2 separate regions of the Homo sapiens genome follow, and region 1 is linked to region 2. Evidence: read pairs that join two places in POLR2A ChIA-PET (ENCODE). Cell type or tissue: K562. All regions are shown on one strand. Links, peaks and the distances in the headings refer to the core of each region. The heading gives the core; the rest is flanking DNA.

Region 1 (2,916 bases), core at 285-2,784, 100 kb after region 2:
GTGATAGGATGCTAGAGAGGAAAATTTGGAATTAGCTTTTAAAAGGAAGAGAAATGACGGTGTAACCATCTGCCAAATACATGGAAACAACAACAACAAAAACCTCATCATTCACCTGGCCTGGCAAATAGGTTTGTGCATTTTTTTTCTTTTCTGTCCACCCTGTTGTTTGTCAGAGGTTGACCAAGAACTTGTCCAAGGGCCATTCCTGTGGTGTCATTGGTTAGAGACTTTTTAACAATTTCAAGTTCTGGTGAAATACTGTGAGTAAATAAAGAGAGAATTTTGCCTGAGTTTAAGGGGCTTTCCTGGGAGGTAATGTATTTTGTGGCCTAACACTTCATTACTTAGCCTGCAGATCTGGTTTCTTTTGAAAACAAACCCTAAGTCTGGAACTTTCCATGCTGAGAGTCCACGTCAGTTTCAAGAAGGCCTGGTAAGATGTAGCTGAGTAAAAACGAGACTCAATATGAATGATTACTGCTGTTCTTTCTCACTGGGAAGCCTGGGGACGTCAAGGATAAAATGACCTTTTGTACAGTGGTGATATTTCTCCATGTCTCAGCCTTTTTATCAGCATAACTATGGCCAAACCCAGTGCTTTTGTGGAAAACATTGGTAGCACCGTCATCTCAGAAGTCTTTATGTAACTTCCCATAGTCATGTCAGAGGAGATGGGGATACAAATCATCAAACGCTTCTCTTTGGATTGTGCAAGTCAGCAAATCAGCTCTGGCGATTTCCAAAGAGCTAAGACTACCATCCCTGGGTATGGTCCCTGAGTCTTCTTTCCCCATCCTCTACAGCCCCCACTCAAAGAAAGTGCCTCAAACAGATGGAATGACGCAGAGGTAGAATTGCAAACTTCAGAAATGCATGCTTAAGAGGGCAGGTGAGCCGGGTGTGGAGGCTTACATCTGTCTTCCCAGCACTTTGGGAGGCAGAGGAGAGTGGATTGCTTAAGCCCAGAAGTTCCAGACCAGCCTGGGCAACATGGCAAAACTCCATCTTAATGAAACATGCAAAAATTAGCTGGGTGTGGTGGTGCACGCCTATAGACCCAGCTACTCAGGGAGGATCACCTGTACCTTGGAGGTCAAGGCTGCAGTGAGCCATGATGGCACCACTGCACTCCAGCCTGGGCAGCTGAGCGAGACCCAATTTCAAGAAAAAAAAAAAAGGCATGTGATTATTTTCTTCCAACATCCATCTGTCCCCCAAGTGTTGTAGGTCCTTCTGCACAAAAGTTCCATACCCTCCCTTCTCCTTTGGTTTTCTAATTTAAGTGTGATGAGTAGCAGCCAGCCAAGTGAAAGAAAGGCCTAGGGATTTCAAAGGAAAGATACAAGGCTGGCGGCAAAAAGGAAGGGCTTTCTCCTCACTGGGCCCTCTTCAGTGGCTTGAACTGTGAGACTCCTGGAGGTATCAGCGCTTGGTTCAACCCTAAAAGAAGTTGCATCAGACATGGCAACTTTGGCCTGCTTTGCTTGTATTCTCTGTGGCGAATGGAGTATTAATAAGTGGCTCTCTGGGGAAGTTTGCGCAGCTCATACTAGAAAACAAATAGATACGTAAAGTTCTTGAATGATGTAGATGTGATGCCATATCTGCTCTCCTTCCCATAATTTCAGAGAAAAATCAAGGACGATGTGTGGTGAACATAATTCCTCATTTTTCCTTTATCCATGAAATATTTGCTTTAAAGCAGCAGCTAAAACCACAGGTTTTAGTGAGCAGATTATTACCTTTCTGAGAGACACAGAGATTAAGAGAATGGTCAGTTGCTTGCCACTGAGTAGGGAAAAGGGAGAAAAATTATGATTCAAGGCATTTTCTCTGCTTCCAGTTAGCTGCTGGGGGGGACTGGATTATGCTTCTCCAATATCTGAAGGGTTGTTGAGCTGAAGGCAGTAAGAAGCAAATGCAGGAAAGCTCTCATCTTCCCCTCTGGTTACCTAAAAGCAGGACATAGATTTACAAAGACAAAAGGTACCCTGGCCACCCCTCCTCCCGGAGAGAACAAAGGTTAACCACTGAAGGCAACTTTGTACTCTTATTGGCCTGGAGATGGAACCAGAGGAATCTACATTAACAAGCTTTACAAATGAGCCTTTGACTGATAGTTATTTGCCCCCCTCCAAGTTACCACCCATAAAGATTCAAAATCCTTTGCTTTTGTCTTGCCACTTTTTTACAAATTTCATAGCCAGCACGATGGCTCATGTGTGTAATCCCAACAGTTTGGGAGGCTGAGGTGAGAGTATGGCTTCAAATCAGGAGTTTGAGACTATCCTGGGCAACATAGCAAGACCCTGTCTCAAAAAAAAAAAAAAATTAGGCAGGCATCGTGGTTCACACCTGTAGTCCCAATTACTCAGGAGGCTGAGGTGGAGGGATTGCCTGAGCCCAGGGTTCAAGACTGGCCTGTGCAATATAGCAAGACCCCATCCCTAAAAAATAAAAAACACCTATCAGGGTGGGTGCATGCCAGTAGCCTCAGCTACTCAGGAGGCTGAAGAGAGAGGATCACTTGAGTCCAGCAGGTTGGGACAGCAGTGAGCTATGATTGTGTCTCTGTACTTCAGCCTGAGTGACAGAGCAAGACCCTGTCTCAAAAAAGAAAAAAAAAAGTTTACTATTTGTTGTTGAAAATGCTATATAAGCTGGAATTCAAAGCCACCTCTTTGAGAATTACTCATTTTCTGGGTATATATGAAATATACATGGTAATATGTGACATATACATGGTAATAAACTTCTGTTTGTTTTTCTCTTGTTTTCTCTTGTCTTTTGTAACAGGGGTCCTTTCCAACCAAGAACCTATGGGGTCTAGTCTTCCCCTACACTGCCTTTCACTCACCACTGGGCTGCCTGCTTTAAGCTAGGAATCAAGAGACAGTGGCCTTCCACAGGTGC
Region 2 (2,916 bases), core at 171-2,670:
GAGTCTTGCCGAAGCTCCCGGCTGAATAAAGCCCTTCCTTCTTTAACTCGGTGTCTGAGGGGTTTTGTCTGCGGCTTGTCCTGCTACACTACTAAAAACACAAAAAATTAGCTGGGTATGGTGGCAGGCACCTGTAATCCCAGCTACTTGGGAGGCTGAGGCAGGAGAATTGCTTGAACCCGGGAGGCTGAGGTTGCAGTGAACCCAGATCTTGCCACTACACTCCAGCCTGGGTGATGGAGCGAGACTCCACCTCCAAAAAAAAAAAGGAAGAAAGAAAAAAAGAATTTACTTCAAGGAAAATTTACTTTCCCATTCTCGTTATGGAAAAAAGTGTAGGGGAAATATGTGTTATTTGAGTTAGCATCACTGAAATGGATATGAAAGTTGGATGATTTCTCAGGCTCTGAGAAGTTTAGAGAAATTGACAAGCTCATCAGCCTCCCCCTTTCTCTTGATAAAAGAAAAACTTCAGCCGAATTAAATTTAAAGGAGTTTAATTGAGCAATGAACAATTTGTCAATCAGGCAGCCTTCCCAGCCAGAGTAGGCTCAGAGTCTCCAGTGCAACCACGTGGTGGAAGATGATTTATGGACAGGAAAAGGAAAGTGACGTACAGAAAATGGAAGTGAGGTACAGAAGCAGCTGGACTGCATTATTTGAACATGGTTCGAACAGTTGGTTACATTTGATTGGCCAAAACTTGATGATTGTCACAAATGTAGGCTATAGTCTTTTTACACCTCCACTTGTTATAGTTCATGATGTACAGAAAAACCTTTAGGTCAAACTTAAAATATTTAGGAGGCAGCTTTAGGCTCAACTTGATTTAACACTCTGACATAACCTACCCATAAGCTCACTCAGGCTGTTACACTTAGAAGGGAGCCCCATTCTTACATTCTAAGGGTGTTCTTTCTGCCCAGTGGCATGGGGAAGGAACGCACCTCAGCTGCACAGGTTCAAGCTGCCGGGGAGCTCTATGCAAATTCGAGACCCTGCTGGGATACTCACAAAGCCAGAATTGCTTGCTGCAGGACTAAAGAGGGAGTGTATTTGATTTTTTTTTTTTTTTTTTTTTGGTGATAAATGGGAAAAAACAATGCATTTTTTTCAAAAAGCAGTCCAATACCCTGATGTACTATAAAATGGAGTTTAATCCATAGGAGAGTGGGAGGCACCAGGAATGGACTGGGTGGGGTAGCAATAGCTGTTGTCTATCATCTGTGGTTAGATTAGCTGTTATCTCTATCAACACTTTCACTGTCATCACCAGCATTAACATGCCCACCTCTTACAGGGGCTGTGTTGGACCGGTTAAATGTGCATGCTTCTTGGTGCTTGCAACAATTTACAGAGATGAATTCACAGGTCTGTCTAGGCTGAGTTTGTATTCTTAGTGCAGACAGCCCTCCACATCCTCAGATGTTGCATCTGAGGATTCAACCAACCACAAATCAAAAACATTTGGAAAACACAGCAATAAAAAATAACAATACAACAATAGGACCTAAAATTTTAAAAATAATACAGTCTAACAACAATTTACATAGCATTTATATTCTATTTGGTATAGGCATTTTTGAGAGCAAGTTGAGTCCACCACAAAGCCAGGAGGCTGAGCCCCTTAAGCCCTGGTCTTCTGGTGACCCATCAAATTCTGCTTACCCAGCACTCTGCTGCCTCCTCCATGTGGGCCCATTGCCTGTACTGAACTCTCCAGGATTCTCCAGACCAACATTCTCTACCTCATCATTTAGCACGATATTGGATATTGTGTGTTGAATTGCTTGCCAACTGTTCCACAGAGATCAGCCTCATCCACCTGTATTCTTTTTCCTTTCATTGCTCTCAGGATAAAACACAAACTCCTTACTATGCCCACCAGGCCCTATCCTCTCACTCCAGCTCCCTCTGGCCACGGCACCCCTTGCCCTGCATTCCAGCCACATGGCCATCTTTTAGTTCCATTTGGCCTTTCTTACTCAAACTTTATCTCTTAGTTTAAAGGTTATTTGTTTCGAGAAGCATTCCCTGAATCCCTCTGGTAGGATGTCTGCCTATTCCTTCTTGAAACAATAGTGGTAAAAAACACATAACATAAAATTTACCGTCTTAACTATTTTTATTTATTTATTTATTTTTGAGACAGAGTCTCACTCTGTCGCCCAGGCTGGAGTGCAGTGGTGCGATCTTGGCTTACTGCAACCTCCACCTCCCAGGTTCAAGCGATTCTCCTGCCTCAGCCTCCCAAGTAGCTGGGATTGCAGGCTCGTGCCACCACTCCCAGCTATTTTGTATTTTTTGTATTTTAGTAGAGACAGGGTTTCACCATGTTGGCCAGGCTGGTCTCCAACTCCTGACCTTAAGTGATCCACCCGCCTCGGCCTCCCAAAGTGCTGGAATTACAGGCGTGAGCCACCAAGCCCAGCCTAACTTTTTTTAAATGTATAGTTCAGTAGTGTTAAGTACATTCACATTGCTATACAACCAATCTCCACCACTCTTTTCATCTTGGAAAACTGAAACTCTATACCACTAAACAACAAATCTCCATTCACCCTCTCCCCAGCCCCTGGCAATCACCATTCTACTTTCTGGAACTTGACTATTCTAATTACCTCTTATAAGTAGAATCATACCATAGTTGCCTTTTTGTGGCTGGATTATTTTATTTAGCATAATGTCCTGAAGATTCACCCATGTCGTAGCATGTATCAGAATTTACTTCCTTTTTAAGGCTGAATAATATTCCATTGTATGTATAGACCACATGTTGTTTATCCATTCATCTGTCAGTGGACACTTGGGTTGCTCCCACCTTTTGGCTGTTGTGAAAAATGCTGTTGAACATGGATGTACAGCTGGGTGCGGTGGCTCACATCTGTAATCCCAGCACTTTGGGAAGCTGAGGCA

The links. Peaks named below come from ENCODE experiments on the same cell type or tissue, not always from the same donor. Only the 100,000 strongest peaks of a DNase experiment are listed, where the experiment ranks them.
Region 1: POLR2A ChIA-PET joins it to region 2 with 6 read pairs; 2 of 35 experiments call an interaction of 5 or more read pairs at or near these places.

The regions. Positions count from the first base shown.
Region 1 is chr6:14,873,355-14,876,270 of GRCh38, reverse strand. It overlaps LOC105374945 (a long non-coding RNA gene), which reads left to right. Exons shown (of 5, transcript XR_007059473.1): 3 at 1-2,916. Among named protein-coding and RNA genes, the nearest start is that of JARID2-DT, 370 kb to the left of the region's middle. RefSeq lists enhancers at 349-408, 429-498. In K562, for the core only: no CTCF peak of the experiment used is centred there; no DNase peak of the experiment used is centred there.
Region 2 is chr6:14,973,339-14,976,254 of GRCh38, reverse strand. All of the region lies in intron 2 of LOC105374945 (a long non-coding RNA gene), which reads left to right. Among named protein-coding and RNA genes, the nearest start is that of JARID2-DT, 270 kb to the left of the region's middle. In K562, for the core only: no CTCF peak of the experiment used is centred there; DNase peaks (open chromatin) are centred at 964 and 1,234.